Regions from separate parts of the Homo sapiens genome. Here all the other regions are linked to region 3. The links are chromatin contacts, found by Hi-C in ENCODE. All regions are on one chromosome and are shown on one strand. The core of a region is the stretch at or near the end of the contact, and the rest is flanking DNA. Distances in the headings are between cores, read along the strand shown. Region 1 holds the start of RWDD2A (RWD domain containing 2A). Region 2 holds the start of UBE3D (ubiquitin protein ligase E3D). Region 3 holds the start of HMGN3 (high mobility group nucleosomal binding domain 3).

Region 1 (4,506 bases), core at 1,162-3,661, 4.0 Mb before region 3:
TGGATTGCTGCACATACACAGAGCTCACCTGGATCAAAAGTCCCTATGTAAGAAGTGAGACCTTTGTTGAGAAGTAGCTGCTGATGTCTGTCAAGTTCAGATGACCGTCCAAACAGCTGCAATGCTACATAGGGGTAGCTGTGAGGCATGGTCACTTGCAAATCAATTTTCACCTTAAAATGAAAATCAAATAGATTTAAATACCATAACATCACATAAGCTAGTTTATCAATAGCAACTGCATGATTTTGAGAAATGTTATTGCTACTATTAAATGTACCAGGTACTTTACATACATGATTGCTTCCTTTTATGCATTATTTCAATATTTATTGAACAACTACGTGTGCCAGGTGCCCTTGTGCTGGGATAAAAAAGTGAATAAACCAGACACTATTTTTGCCCTTCATGAAGTCCAGGGCCTAGTGAAGGAGACACACATTAAACAAATAATTACATATAGCAAGTATTTAATTTCAATTGTGAAAAGCATTACCATGGAAAAGTGGAGGGTTCCATTGAAGTGTGTAACCAGCGGGACAGAATCCAGTCTGGAGAACCAGAAAGTCTCCTCTGAGGGAATAACAACTGAAGGATGAGTAGGAAATAGCTACAACAGTGGTTCTCAAATGCCCAGTCCACGTATTACCTATGCTATGCTAATGTTGCTGGAGATAAATGGATCAGAAGATGGAGGTAAATTCATTTTTAGTCTTTAGATTTTTCCATCCATATTTGCTTTCTGTGTTATGGTGCCATCAAAAAATCCACTCATTCACTCCTTAAAAGACAGTTATGTTACAGGAGATATTTAGATTTATGAAAATCATGATACATGTGAAAGGTAGTCCAACTGGATGGGTGAACAAAATAATAATGGCATAAGACTGCAAGATAGCGTCAATAAAAACTCCAGGTATATTTGTTAAAAAGGTGTATATGTTTACATAAAATTAAAGATATTTACTGAAGACAATTTATAGAGCATTCCGTATCTTTCAAACAAGGAAATATGCACCTGGAATATTTCTATCTTTCCTTGACAGAAAGCTCATGTTCTAGATGTTTCAATTAAAAACTGGGCACCTGGCAAACACTTAAATCAGGGTACCTACCTTGGGCTCTTCAATCTGGAGTGTAATTACAAATTCGATTTTTGGTGGCAGCGCCTCCCTTGTGCCTTCCAAATACCTCTTTATATTCGTCAGGGCATTTACATCTTCAAGTTTTACTTCTCCTTGGTTAGGAAACATAGAAAACAGCATTTCCATCTCCAGTAGCTGAAGCTGAAGGCTTTCTTTCACCGAAGCAGACATGTTGCCTCGCAATCAGCCTGCCTGGAAACCTCACAAGGCTCAGGGACGCTGGGTTTGTCAATGCCAGCCGGTATCCAGCGAAATTTCCCGAAGGTCCCTTTACGTGGAAGCAATTCTGCAGGAACGCTTTGCACCGAGAGCTAGGGGCACAAACCAGACACTTGCACTCTTCTTTATTTCCTGACTCCAAAATCTAGTATGCACAACATCCTCTAAAACACTCCGTAAAAACCCATATTCTGCGTACCCGGGCTCCGGGTTCCCGCCTCCCGCACCCCGCACTAGATAGGGGAATCTGCACTTTCAACAGGTGTTTGGAACTGTCCCGCTGCAGGTGGCAGGCAGACACCTGCAGACGCTCTGCAAGCCTGAATTCTGGGAAAGGCTGGGGCCCGGCTTCCAATCCCACCCGGGGCTCGGGCTTGGGCGGAGCCAGACGCTGCGGCGAGAGAGGCCGCAGTGCCAGCAGGATGGGCTCCGAGTTCCCCAGCGCCAGTCGCCACCCCTCGGTCCTGGACTCGCGGACCGCCCCCCCCCAACACCGCGGTGGCCTTTTCGCTTGGGCCGCATTCCAGGGCTCCGGACGTTTACGATTCACTGGCCTCTGCCCCGAGGGACCCAGGATAAGGGTAGGGGGTGTCTCAGAGGTCATTAAATAAAAGATGTTTACAGTGAGCTGGGGGAAGGGGGTACCCGGGGAGACGGCAGCCGGAGAAGGCTTCCCAGATTCAAAGGTTTGGGAGATGACCTCGACGTCGGAGAGGGGGATGCGGGCCGCCGGCGGCGCTCACTGTGGGCGAGGTCGCCCTGTCCGAGGCCCAGCGACGGGGCTGATTCCCCACCCCCGCCCCTAGCCAAGACCACTAGGAACCCCGGCTTCCCAGGAACGCAGGGCCTGCCGCCCCCAGAGGCCCGGATTTGGAGGCGGAGGCTGTGCCTCCGCGGCCGCAGTGCTCTGAGGGCCCGCGACCCTCGGCCCCAACCCCCGGGCCACCGCGGGGGCCTCACCCTTTCTGGTCACTCAATGGTAACAGCCCCAGACCCCGCTCGGAACCGCAGCCGCAGTTCCTCAGGCGCCAGCTGCGCGCGACCTGCGGCGAGGCGGGGGCGGGGCTGGCGGATAGTCCTCTGCCGTGATTGGCCAGGGGGCGTGGCGACGAGCCGGAAGCCACGCAGGGCCACGTCTGCGGTTCTGAGGACTGGGTTTGGGTGCAGACGTTGTTGCTTGGGCGCTTCTCCGCTGCGTGTAGGTGAAGGGGGCTTCCTGACCGAGGTAAGCCGGGCCCCGAGGCTCGGAGTTGAGAAGGGAGACTACCGGTCGGCAAGGGCTCGGTGGGAGCGGGACAGGTCAGATTCTCGGCCCGACGGAGGGGCTAGTGGTCTGGCGGGCGACTGACCGAGCGGCGGAGCGCGCGGGACACACCTACAGGCCCCTGCGCCCCGCGGGCGGGCTGGTCGGGACGGGCCGCGGGTCTCCTGCCGGGGCTCTGGTACGTGGACCTAGGCGGGGACCTCAGGGTGGAGTGCCGGGAATCACCCTTGTGCGGTGATTCGAGGGTAGGCGGGAGAGAGGCACCAAGGAGATTTGAAGATTGAATGGAGAGTAGGGGGATACTCTTAACTTTTTGCGTGGACGCTGGATTTGGCAAATATGCTTTCAATAAAGGCATTCGCAGAGGCATTGAAAGTAGTTGTAGGGCCTAAAACGCATGAAAGGATGAACTCATATTATCTGGACCTTTTTTTTTTTAATGGCTTTTTGGAGTTAACAGGACTGGTTTACACTCTTATGAATAATCATGACACATAACTGACTGCTCAGTTTTTACAAATATGTATTCATCCTTAGGAAAGAGATCTGATCACTGTCTTGAACTAAATTAGTTTACTGAATGCCAGCTTTTTCCAACTGGACAAAAGCAAGTATTTTTCACCATTTCTTGCAAGTTCTGTTCATTGAAGCAATGAAGGACAATAAAGAAAACAAAATTATGAGGCTAGCAGCTGGCGGACTGCTCCTCATCTCTGGGCTAATTGGGAATTAATTGACCCAGGAAATGTAGTATATGGACTACTGAAGGAAAACTACTGACTGAGGTTGGAAACCCCAAGTTCCACTTAATGGGAGTATCCCAGAGAAAACAGTATTAGTGGGCTAAGGGCCGATTTTTTGTTGTTGTTTGTTTTGAGACGGAGTCTCACCCTGTCGCCCAGCCTGGAGTGCAGTGGCGCGATCTCGGCTCACTGCGACCTCCACCCGCGGGTTCAAGCGATTCTCCTGCGTCAGCCTCCTGAGTAGCTGGGACTACAGGCGCGCACCACCACGCCAGGCTACTTTTTGTATTTTTAGTAGAGACAAGGGTCTCACCATGTTGGTCAGGCTGGTCTTGAATTCCTGACCTCGTGATCCGCCCGCCTTGGCCTCCCAAAATGCCGGGATTACAGGCCTGAGCCACCTCACCTGGCCTGTTTTTTTTTTTTTTTTTTTTTTTTGAGACCGAGTCTCCCTTTGTCACCCAGGCTGGAGTGCAGTGGCGCGATCTCGGCTCACTGCAACCTCTGCCTCCCGAGTAGCTGGGATTACAGGCGCCAGCTAACACGCCCGACTAATTTTTTTGTATTTTTAATAGAGAGGCGGTTTCGCCATGTTGGCCAGGCTGGTTTCAAACTCCTGACCTCAGGTGATCCGCCTGCCTTGGCCTCTCAAAGTGCTAAGATTACTGGCGTGAGCCACCGCTCCCGGCCGATGTTTTATTTTTAAAAGTAAAGGAAAAAGGTGGCATTCTTTCAGAAGAAGATATTGCTAGTTTTAGAGCAACATCTTAGAAGGGTGTCCTGATTGTTTTTAGCAAATGGAAAAAGATCTGGGTAGTCTTGGAGAAGAAACTGTTGCCTTTTGCTTTTCCTTTAAGAATATGTCTCTGTAGTTTGGGAGAAATAGCAAAAGAACCACAAAGATTTCTCAGATATTTGGGGATATGTAGTTTCAGTCCACTCAAGAATCTGACTTTAGGCCTCAATCCGTCACCAGCTATCTATGTTAATTTAGGTTAGTTTCCCTTTTTGTAAAATGAAATGATCTTTGAGCTCATTGGAGTCTCTGAATAGGTGTAAAATCTTCATTTTAGTTGAGAGTGGACCAATTTAAGTGTGCCCGGCGTCCAGGATAGTCCTGGAGCTAAAATGGGAG
Region 2 (4,864 bases), core at 1,370-3,869, 3.8 Mb before region 3:
CTTAAGAAAAATAGTTGTGTGCCATTCCCCGCCCCCCTCAGGGTACAGGAATGGAGGAGGCCCGAACAAGTGACTATTGTTATGTTGCAACTTTAAAAGGCTTAGGAATCAAAGGTGATAATTGTTAACAACACCCGTTTGACTCTTCTGACTTCCTCTTAATAAACTTCGGTACTCCTTTCTAAGCCCCACGGAGAACATGAACCATCGCGGGCCTACGTGTCTCCTCAATGCTAAAAGAACCCACCAGCCGAGAAGGCACAACGCCTCGATTCCTTCAACAAAGAGGGTACTCCGCACGCCTCCATCGCACAGGTGCGACCTCTGCCCCAGCCTTGCGCACCGCTCCGCCCCAGCAGGGGAGGCTCGGGACCTGTCCCCGGCTCCCCGGCCCCGCCTCCGGCCTCCCTCACCTGGGGCCGCCCTCGCGCCTCTGCCCGGCCCAGGCCCCGGCCCCAGCCCTGGCCCTCCAGTCCCCGCGCAGCTCCCGACTCCCCGTAAACCAGAGGGCGGCCGACCAGCTTCGCAGCTCCTGGCGGGGCCGGAGCGGCAACACCCCCGACGCCACAGCAGTCAGACTCGCAAGGCGTCCCCGCGGCTCAGGACCTAGCCGGGCCGAGAAGGATGCTCGGAGCCGGCTACCAGCCTAGCGGCCGCACTGGGGGCAGGGACGCTTTTACCTGCTGCTGGCTCGGCCGCTTCTCGCCGGCGCAGCTCTCCTGGCAACCACGGCAGCTACACCGAGACCGGGAGCCGAAGGGCCTAGTGACAGCTCCCAGAGTGCACCGTGCTCGCGCCCACGCCGGCGTCGACGTCTGAGGCCTTCGATCCCCGCCCCCGATCGGCTTCCTGCCTCCCGGCGCTAGCTGTTGCCACAGCGCCCTCAAGTGGACTGTCGCGGGAAGCGGCCATGGCTACCAATTTCAGGAGTGGCTAGAAAGGGGGTTAGCAGATGTTTTCATTTGAAGAGATAATAGGAACTGAAAACAGCTTTTAAATATTATTTGAATAGTTTCTCAATATTTCATATGAGTAACCTGCATCCCAGAGAGGTTAGGAGACTTGTGAAGTTAGGAGACAAGTAGTTGGTGTCAGATTTGGAACTATTTTGAGTCTAGAGCTCTATCAATCATATCTAGTTACTCCAAGGTAAATTGCACCGTTTTGCCAACACCATACCGTAAAAAAATGAAAGTTTTTACAAATACGTAACTAAATATATAAAAATCTTTTAAGCTAACAAAACAATTATAAAGAGTAAGTTGTGCTACGGAAGTTGTATATTTCAATATAATGTGTCAATATTTAAGCATTCAATAGCCTCGGGTACTAAAGGTGGAAGATATGAAGAGTTGAAATCATCATCCTTCAAATAGATGAATTATTTGAGACCAAATAATAGTAAACTTTATTTTTTTAAGTGAGTTGTTGCTTCCATCTATAACTTCAAATTATTGTGATAGATATAATAATTTGTGCATCAACATAATAAACTTTAATCACCCCAAATACTGATTTTAGAAAAATTGTCAAGCTATTATCTTAAAATATATGACAGGATTTATTTATTTAGAATTTATTTATGGTTTAGGCTGGGCATGGTGGCTCACACCTGTAATCTCAGCACTTTGGGAGGCCAAGGTGGGCGGATCTACCAAAAACAGAAAAATTAGCCGGGCATGGTGGCGCGTGCGCCTGTAATCCCAGCTACTCGGGAGGCTGAAGCAGGAGAATCGCTTGAACCCAGGAGGCAGAGGTTGCAGTGAGCCGAGATCGCGCCACTGCACTCCAGCCTTGGCGACAGAGCGAGACTCCGAAAAAAAATAAATAAATAAAAGCAGCTCCTTGTTTTTAAGAAGCCCTATTGTAATTCTACCCGGTCTTATATTTTAATAGTTCTTCATTATAAGTATTTACATTATACCAGGTTCTTTACTGTGTCAAACTTTTCAAAACTATCTTCTGGTAGTAAACTTCTCCAACTTCTCTTAGTTTTTACTTTTGTGAAAGTGAATAGTGGAGCTGTACATACGTAATCATTCTCATCTTCCTTTTTTACCCCCTAAAAAATGGTTAGTCCTGATAGACTTCAGCCACACTCTTCTGCATTAGGTAACAAAGAACTTCCTTATATTTTTGCACCTGTTTCAATTTTGGAGCTATCCTGTCTAAGTTGAGAAGCAATGGCAAGTCAATTCTTGAAAATTTTGTCGCTTTAGATAGAGGCTAACAAACGACCCTTGTTCATAAAGAGACCAAGATAAAGTGGGTTTGGGGCCGGGAATTCTGTTCTTGCATCTCCTGGGGACAAAGCCCACCTGTAACACTTGCCTCCATCATCTCCCTCCCTTCGAGCTAGCCAAAGGTGTGAACCCTGGGTCTGATTTTTATGGTCATTTCCAGGGATGCTAACGCGCCAAGTCACGCTCATAAGAAGCAGAGTGGGGCGATAGCTAGCCTCTCGCCGCCCACCTTTCTCAGCACTCTGGGCCAAAGCCTGGTTTTGAAAATGCGCGCCCCGCCCCGGCCTCCGGGGTCACGCGCCTTCTCGGTGGTGCACTCTCCGGCCGGCAGGTGGCGCTGTGAGCTGGTAGGCGGCGCCAGCCCTGCGATCTGGCACAGGCGCCTGCGCCGCAGCGGGGCTGCCGCTGGTTGGTCCGCACGTGGAACCTCTCCTGGTCCTGTTGACCCGGGCCCCTCGGAACCTCCAGCTTGGTCCGGTCTGGGACTGGAAGCCTGCCATGGCGGCTTCTGCGGCGGAGACGCGCGTGTTTCTGGAGGTGCGGGGACAGCTGCAGAGCGCGCTTCTGATCCTGGGGTAAGAACTGGGATTCTAGGCGCAGTGCCCAGCTCGCTTTACTGCTGCCCGGGGGTCGGGGGCTGGTGAGTCTCTCTCTGTACGAGGGATTTTGAGTTTCTTCTTTCCAGTTGCGTAGAGCCTCTCGATCACTCAAAGTGAAGCTTTCCCCTGTAGTCGGCTCCGCCACTCCCACCCCTACTGACAGTGTGGGTATCTTTGGGGAGCTTTTTAGAAATTCAGGGTCTCAGCTCCACACCAGACTTATGGAATCAAAACTTATATTTTAACAAGATTTCCAGGAATCAAATGCACATTAAAATTTGAGGAACAGTGATGTAAAACACTGTTGGCAGTGCCCGGCGTTTCCAACAAAACAATGCAAAAAATGATTTGTCTGTCTCTCTTCGGGATCCTCCTTACTGGATCAGTTCCTATGTGAGCTTCTTGTTTTGTAAATAACCTCGGGTCTTTTCGTCCAAAACTGCTCTTTGCAGAGAAACCACACAATCATTCAATAAACGTGAGTTTAGTGAACCACTAAGACAGGTTGTAGACTTCTTACTGGAGCTCGTTCATTTATTCATATTCTTCCTTCCAGTGAGAACGTCAAACTTGTTATTCGCTACACAAATAACTTTTAGGAAAAATGTTCTCTATTTTGTTTGACAGCAGTTTTAATGATTTGTGGTCCCCTTGTCTATTCCTTTGTGATCGCTGTTTCAAAGAGAGTAAGTTAGAAGTTAAAATCCTGAGAATGGTATTACACGGTGCCACAGGTAGATTGATGCTTAATTTTTTCCTCTTCCCTAAATCTGCCAGATATCTGGTGTGGCAATTTGGAATATGGCGTGAGAACTGAGTTCAAATGCTAGCTTCCTCACGAAATTAGAATAATTTAATCTGAATTTCTTCAATCTTGAAATGGGAATAATAGTACTCTGAATGTATTTCTTTTTCTCTTTCAAAATTTATGAATTTGGACAAATATCTCCAATTCTGGTGCACCTTGTAGAGTAATTAGGAACCCAAACCCTACCAAAATAAAACAAAAACCACACACACACAACAAACCCTCCCTTCCTCTCATGCAGGGGCCTTTCACAGTTCCCTTGGACTACTCTCCTTTGTTTAGGCAAGGTACCCGGGTGGCTCATGCCTGTAATCCCAGCACATTGGGAGGCTGAGGCGGGCGGATCACGAGGTCAAGAGATCAAGACCATCCTGGCCAACATGGTGAAACCCTGTCTCTACTAAAAATACAAAAATTAGCTGGGTGTGGTGGCGCGCACCTTTAGTCAGTCCCAGCTACTCAGGAGGCTGAGGCAGGAGAATGGAGTGAACCCGGGAGGCGGAGGTTGCAGTGAGCTGAGATCGCGCCACTGCAGTTCAGCCTGGCAACAGAAAGAGACTCCGTCTCAAAAAATAAAAAATAAAAAGAAAAAAAAAGAAACCTAACTTTGCTGGACTTAGTTTTGCCATTTCTTGAACTACTTATAAATGGATTCATACAATATATACTTTTTTGTTTCTGGCTGCATTCCTTCCATAATATTTTTCAGATTCACGTTCCATCTATGTGGCTGCATATATCAGTAGTCCATTCCTTTTTCTTGCTAAGTTTTCCATTGTATGAATATACCACAATTCATTTATCTGTTCTCCTATTGCTGGATGTTTTTCTTGTTTCTGGAGTTTGCTTATTATGAATACAGCTGTCATAACACTGTTGTATAAATCTTTTTTTGGACATACATTTTCATTTCTTTTTAGGTAAGTACCTAAGAGTGAAATTTCTGGGTCATAGGATAGATGTGCATGTTACTTTGTGAGAAATTGCCAAACAGTTCTCCAAAGTGATTGTACCAGTTTGCACGTTCAACCAGAAAAAAAATGAGTTTCAACTACTTTACATTTTGACTTACATTTAGTATTATCAGTCCTTTTAGTTTGAACCATTCTAGTGTGTGTAAAATAGTATCTTGTGGTTTTAATTTTCATTTTACCGATGACTAATAATGTTGAGTGCCTTTTCACTTGCTTTTTAGCAATTCATATATGTTCTTT
Region 3 (4,648 bases), core at 976-3,475:
GTTGTTTTTCAACCGAAGCTGTTATTTTCATAACTTGTAAATGAACTAAAGATTCCAAGAACTCGAGGTCCTCACAATCAGCTTTCTTCATCCAACAAGCAAGCTTCAATTTCATCGTAGCATTTTTATTGTGTGCAGTAAAAACATTCACAATTTTGTTTGCTGTTGATGATCTGAGTGTTTGGTTTTGAAAAAAAATTAACAAAGAAGCCAATTTTGTGAGTTATTTTTCATCACAGAGGAGAAATATTCACCTTAGCACTACCTTTGTTGTGGCACCTTTCCATCTCCATGAAGAAAAATAGCCATCCAGTCCAGATTGCAAGTGCTACTCAGTATCCTTCTCACACATATCTTACTAAAAATGTTTTCACTGACTTTTTCTTTATTTAACTATCAAGTATTTGGCAAATTAATATCTTGAAAGACATCTTCATTATAAATATTATTTTAATGATAAAATTATTAACTTGTAAATTTTTATCTAGCTCTAAGCAATTGGTTTTTATCTTAATTCGTTTCAGTATACTATTGTCATTCACTGAATGCCCAAGAACAGGGAATCTATCAAAAATGATTAAGATCATGTCAAAAGGACACAAGCACTAATTTGAAAGGGTATGCATTGGCTAAAGATGTGGTAATAGGAGCATTAAAAAGGTAATAATAATGATAGCAATACACTGATGCACACCAAATATGTAAAAATCCATGAGTTCATAAAGATGTTCCAAAAAAGAAAGTAATCAACCACCTCTGGAGAGTACTAGATCAATTAATGTATTCTGAAAATTACTAAAGAAAAAGTGAAATATTAAACTTCATTGCTTTTTTAATACATATTTAATACATGATATTTTTAATACATATTTGCAGCCTCTGTGTTACCAAAGTGGATTTGGCCATATTTGTAATGTAAGGCTTCAACACATTTTCCTATGATGTGAGCTTTGCCTGCTAAGATGATTCTGAAACTAACTTTGCCCAATTTTGCTTTTTCTATAATTTCATATGAATGCAATCATTCAGTGTGGTCTTTTGTATTTGACTTCTTTCGTACAGCACTTTGTTTTTGATATTCATCCATGTAGGAAAATTTTTTATTGTTTTTTATTGCTGAATAGTATTCCACTGCATGTGCTCATCACAATTTGCTTACCCATTCACTAGCGCTTTTCCTGCATCTGCTGAAAGGATTGTTTTTCCCCCTTTATTCTATTAATCCTGCCAATTACATTGATTGATTCTCAGATATTAAAAAAGCAGCTTTGCATTCCCAAGATAAGCCCCACAGGTCATGATGTATTGTCCCTTTAAATGTTGTTGAGTTTCATTTACTAAAATTTTGTTCACGACTTTTGTGTCTATGTTTATGAGTGATATTGGTCTGTAACTCTCTTTTGAAGTCTTTCACTGGTTTTGGTATCAGAGTAAATCTGGTCTCATAAAATGAATTCAGAAATATTTTTGCAATGCTCATTTTATGCCTTGCAGAACTTTGAGAAATATTACGCATAAAGTGTAACATGACGGGTGTCATTCAAATATATGTCTCAAATATAAAATAATCAGTTTTTGCCTTGTTCTTTCTTTTCCTAATTTCCGTAACAAACATGTCCTATTCGTCTTCACATCTAGTTTGAAGTTAGCTGAATTAGTGAGTGATTTATAATCACAGATTTCAGAAAATTAGAGCTAAGTGATTTTAGGGACTGTTGTCACTATATATCTAGGGGGGGAAACTGAGGCCTTTAGAAGTTGCCACGCTCTTCCAGTACAGAGTACCTTCCCACGCTTTACAGATTCCCACCATGTAACATTCATTAAAAGCCTTTATGGGTAGGAAATGAATAAGGTACCTGCTGTGTATATATTTACATTATAAAGTTTACGTATTCATTCTTACTCTTTTTCCTTCCTATGAAGACACACACTGTTCTTATTCTTACAATCTCAAAGAGAGAGCAGCGAAACAATGAAACTTCAGGATTGTGTGGCCTGGAGGCTACTAGTTGAACTGGGCATGCTCAGTCGCCAGGCAGATTTTTTTCGGTGAAGTGGAAACTACAACAGCGCGTACCGCGCGCGGAGGTGGGCGTGCCCTCGTGGAATTTAGAACGTTGCCTCAGCCAATGGGGCCTCGCGGCCGGCTGGCGGGGCTCCTCATTGGAGCAGCAGGGAGGCGAGCAGAGGGCCCCCAGAGGGAGCCGCGGAGGTGCAGGTCGAAGAGGCCGGGCTACGTCGTGCCCTGCGCGTGAGCAGCTGCAGAGGCAGAGGCAGCATCCAGCGGCGGCGCCAGCAGTTCCAGTCCGTTGCTTTACTTTTTGCTTCACCGACATAGTCATTATGCCGAAGAGAAAGGTAAGTCTTACCAAAAAAAGATTTCAAAAGCCTTCAAATTCTGCTTACAGTAAATGCTGGCATTGCAATGGCTCGCGCAGAACGCGCGCGGTAGTAACCCGGGGATTGGGAATCTTTGCTCCTCCACGCTTGTTTTTAGATGCCTGTTGCAGACGTTCCTCTCTCTGTCCCCCCTACCCACTCCGTCCTCATCGATCTCTTAATGTTACTTTCTCTCCAGTGACGCGGTTTCCCTTCTTTTTGAACTCATTCTCGCTGGAATGTTTTCCACCCCCAACAACAAGAAGCAAAAGCGGCTTTCCATTCCGAAAGGGAGTTTCCTCTTTGCAAACTGCCAGGTTGCGAATTAGTGTGAAGGGAAAACAGCGAGAGGAGAAAAACAAGTACAAGCGTAAGGAGAGGGAAGAAAATAAATCAGGCAAATGTTGGGATTATTCCCATGCGGCTGTACTCGCGGGCTGGGTGCGCTGCGGTGGCTCCTAGGCTAAGGGAAAGAGAAAGCCATGTTTAAAATAGCGCTCACCCTCCTGCTCGCCTCCGCTGCAGACCCGTATGTACCAACTCCAGTGTCAATCAGGGCTGGGGCCGGCGAGGCGGGGCCTGGCGGCCTGGACCTACCCGCAGTTCGGGGCGGGAGCGGTGGAGTTGGCAGCGTGGAAGACGGGACGGCGCCGGGGCGTCCAATATGGCTCGTCCAAGGTCAGGGGGCCACCAGGTCCTCCCCAGCGACTGGAACCCACACTCGGTTGGGGAAGGCGGGGTCCGCGCGCTATCCGCCCCTCTGCGCGTCTAGCGAACTGGAGTCATTTTTGTCTTGTCTTCCGCCCCTTGCGGACTGTCCTCTTCTGCGCAGGCCCCGGACACCAACTACTACATTCAGGGACACAAATCTCCCTCGGGGTGGGGCTTCGACTTGTCCCGGGGAGGGAAGGGAAAGGTTTCCTCCTCCCTGAGAAATCAGTGAGGATTTCTCAGCTGGTTCCTAAGCAAGTGCTTTGCACCCTCCCACCGCCAGCCTCAGTGTTTCCAACAGTGTCAACGAGTGTGGGTATTAAATTTGAAGCAAAATTACACCTAATGTCTTGCTTTATCAAAGACCATGGACTAATTTGTGTGTGAGAGTGACTGCATTATTTTAAAATACTGAAGTTTTAAAAATTCAAAAGCTTTCCCCTTCTTATATGTTATTACTAAAAATTGGGTAGAAACTTGTCTCCTACCCCACTTTTTAAAAATAATTGAAAGTGTTTAAAAGTCTTAGAGTTTGTTGTGCACATACTGTGTCCCTCACGCTGTGCAGAATTTGACTTGCATTATCTCATTTAATCCTGAAAACAGCTTGAGCGGTGTTACCCCCATTCAGCTGGGACTTAAAGACATAAATTGTCCTGCATCTCACCAACCAATAACTACTAGTAAAGATTTAATCAGATGCTATAGATGCCAAAGTCTTATTCTCACCCATTTCGTACTCACTTACGAAAGGGTGGGTCAAGAGGAATTAAGGAAATCCAAAGGTACTCCCAGTTTAAGAAGACAGATGGCATATTAAGAGCACTAATACTTGAGATTTATTATTTAAACTTAATTTTATGAAGGTATTTTCTAGCCCTGTTTTACTAGAATTAGGATATTAAGTGATGTCACCATTTTCAGCATTTTGACTGAGGGTTAATGATGGATTGGAAATTCTAGTAGAGACAAAGGAACTAATCATCAAGATACGGGTTACAGAGTAAGTGAGCTGGAGGCCATCTTTTTTTCCTGGGAATTATAACCATTGTTTACATAAACAGTAGGTTAGGTGTGCACACTTTATGTATAATGGACCCTGACGATGGAACCCTTCCTTGCTGTTTATTCAAGGGCCAGAGCTGCTGAAACCATTATTCTTACTTCCCCTGTCTGCCTCTCTCAAGGAGACGGAAGGAAAAAAAAAAAAAACTAAAATAACAGTAAAATTACAGCTACAGTTTTATTTCCCTGGAAGGCAGGGAACCCCCATGCATAAGCTAGCCAATGGTCCTGAGACTAGGGGCAAAACTGTGTACAGGCACCTGTGTGTCATTCCTGAGGACATCAGAGTGTTCTCCGGTGATGGAAAACCTCTCCTTGATTAATAGGAAGGCTTTCCATTTATACCTGAAGCCTAACGACCTCAGTTGGTACCTGGGCAGGAACAACCTCAGATTAAACACGGCGATCATGGCCATCCATCTATCAGTCAAGTCTTAGAGCAGCCTCATGGAATCCTGAAGTTCACTGGAACTTATGTGAGGAACCACTG

Evidence for each region. Hi-C counts contacts between places; a loop is a spot of excess contacts on that map. Pooled maps may share reads with other maps.
Region 1: a loop to region 3 is called in a map of B cell, with 8 times the contacts of the local background. The contact joins the promoter of RWDD2A here to the promoter of HMGN3 in region 3. A Hi-C loop is called at or near these places in 2 of 168 maps with a recorded cell type or tissue (B cell and naive thymus-derived CD4-positive, alpha-beta T cell) and 10 of 50 pooled maps.
Region 2: a map of CD4-positive, alpha-beta T cell shows a loop between it and region 3 (8-fold over the local background). The contact joins the promoter of UBE3D here to the promoter of HMGN3 in region 3. A Hi-C loop is called at or near these places in 3 of 168 maps with a recorded cell type or tissue (CD4-positive, alpha-beta T cell, naive thymus-derived CD4-positive, alpha-beta T cell and thyroid gland), 1 of 37 single-sample maps with no recorded cell type and 10 of 50 pooled maps.

The regions. Positions count from the first base shown.
Region 1 is chr6:83,191,262-83,195,767 of GRCh38, reverse strand. It overlaps RWDD2A (RWD domain containing 2A), which reads right to left and starts at 2,411. Exons shown (of 3, transcript NM_033411.5): 1 at 2,325-2,411; 2 at 1,116-1,456; 3 at 1-173. The coding sequence starts at 1,316. It overlaps PGM3 (phosphoglucomutase 3), which reads left to right and starts at 2,503. Exons shown (of 13, transcript NM_015599.3): 1 at 2,503-2,589. RefSeq lists silencers at 2,113-2,482, 2,783-2,852 and an enhancer at 2,041-2,540.
Region 2 is chr6:83,063,596-83,068,459 of GRCh38, reverse strand. UBE3D (ubiquitin protein ligase E3D) reads left to right here and starts at 2,619. Exons shown (of 10, transcript NM_198920.3): 1 at 2,619-2,818. The coding sequence starts at 2,742. DOP1A (DOP1 leucine zipper like protein A) reads right to left here and starts at 789. Exons shown (of 39, transcript NM_015018.4): 1 at 681-789. RefSeq lists a silencer at 291-560 and enhancers at 731-880, 911-980.
Region 3 is chr6:79,232,259-79,236,906 of GRCh38, reverse strand. It overlaps HMGN3 (high mobility group nucleosomal binding domain 3), which reads left to right and starts at 2,225. Exons shown (of 7, transcript NM_001201363.2): 1 at 2,225-2,361. The coding sequence starts at 2,347. It overlaps HMGN3-AS1 (HMGN3 antisense RNA 1), which reads right to left and starts at 3,233. Exons shown (of 2, transcript NR_040671.1): 1 at 2,980-3,233; 2 at 107-2,845. RefSeq lists enhancers at 2,107-2,896, 2,897-3,687 and a silencer at 2,900-2,949.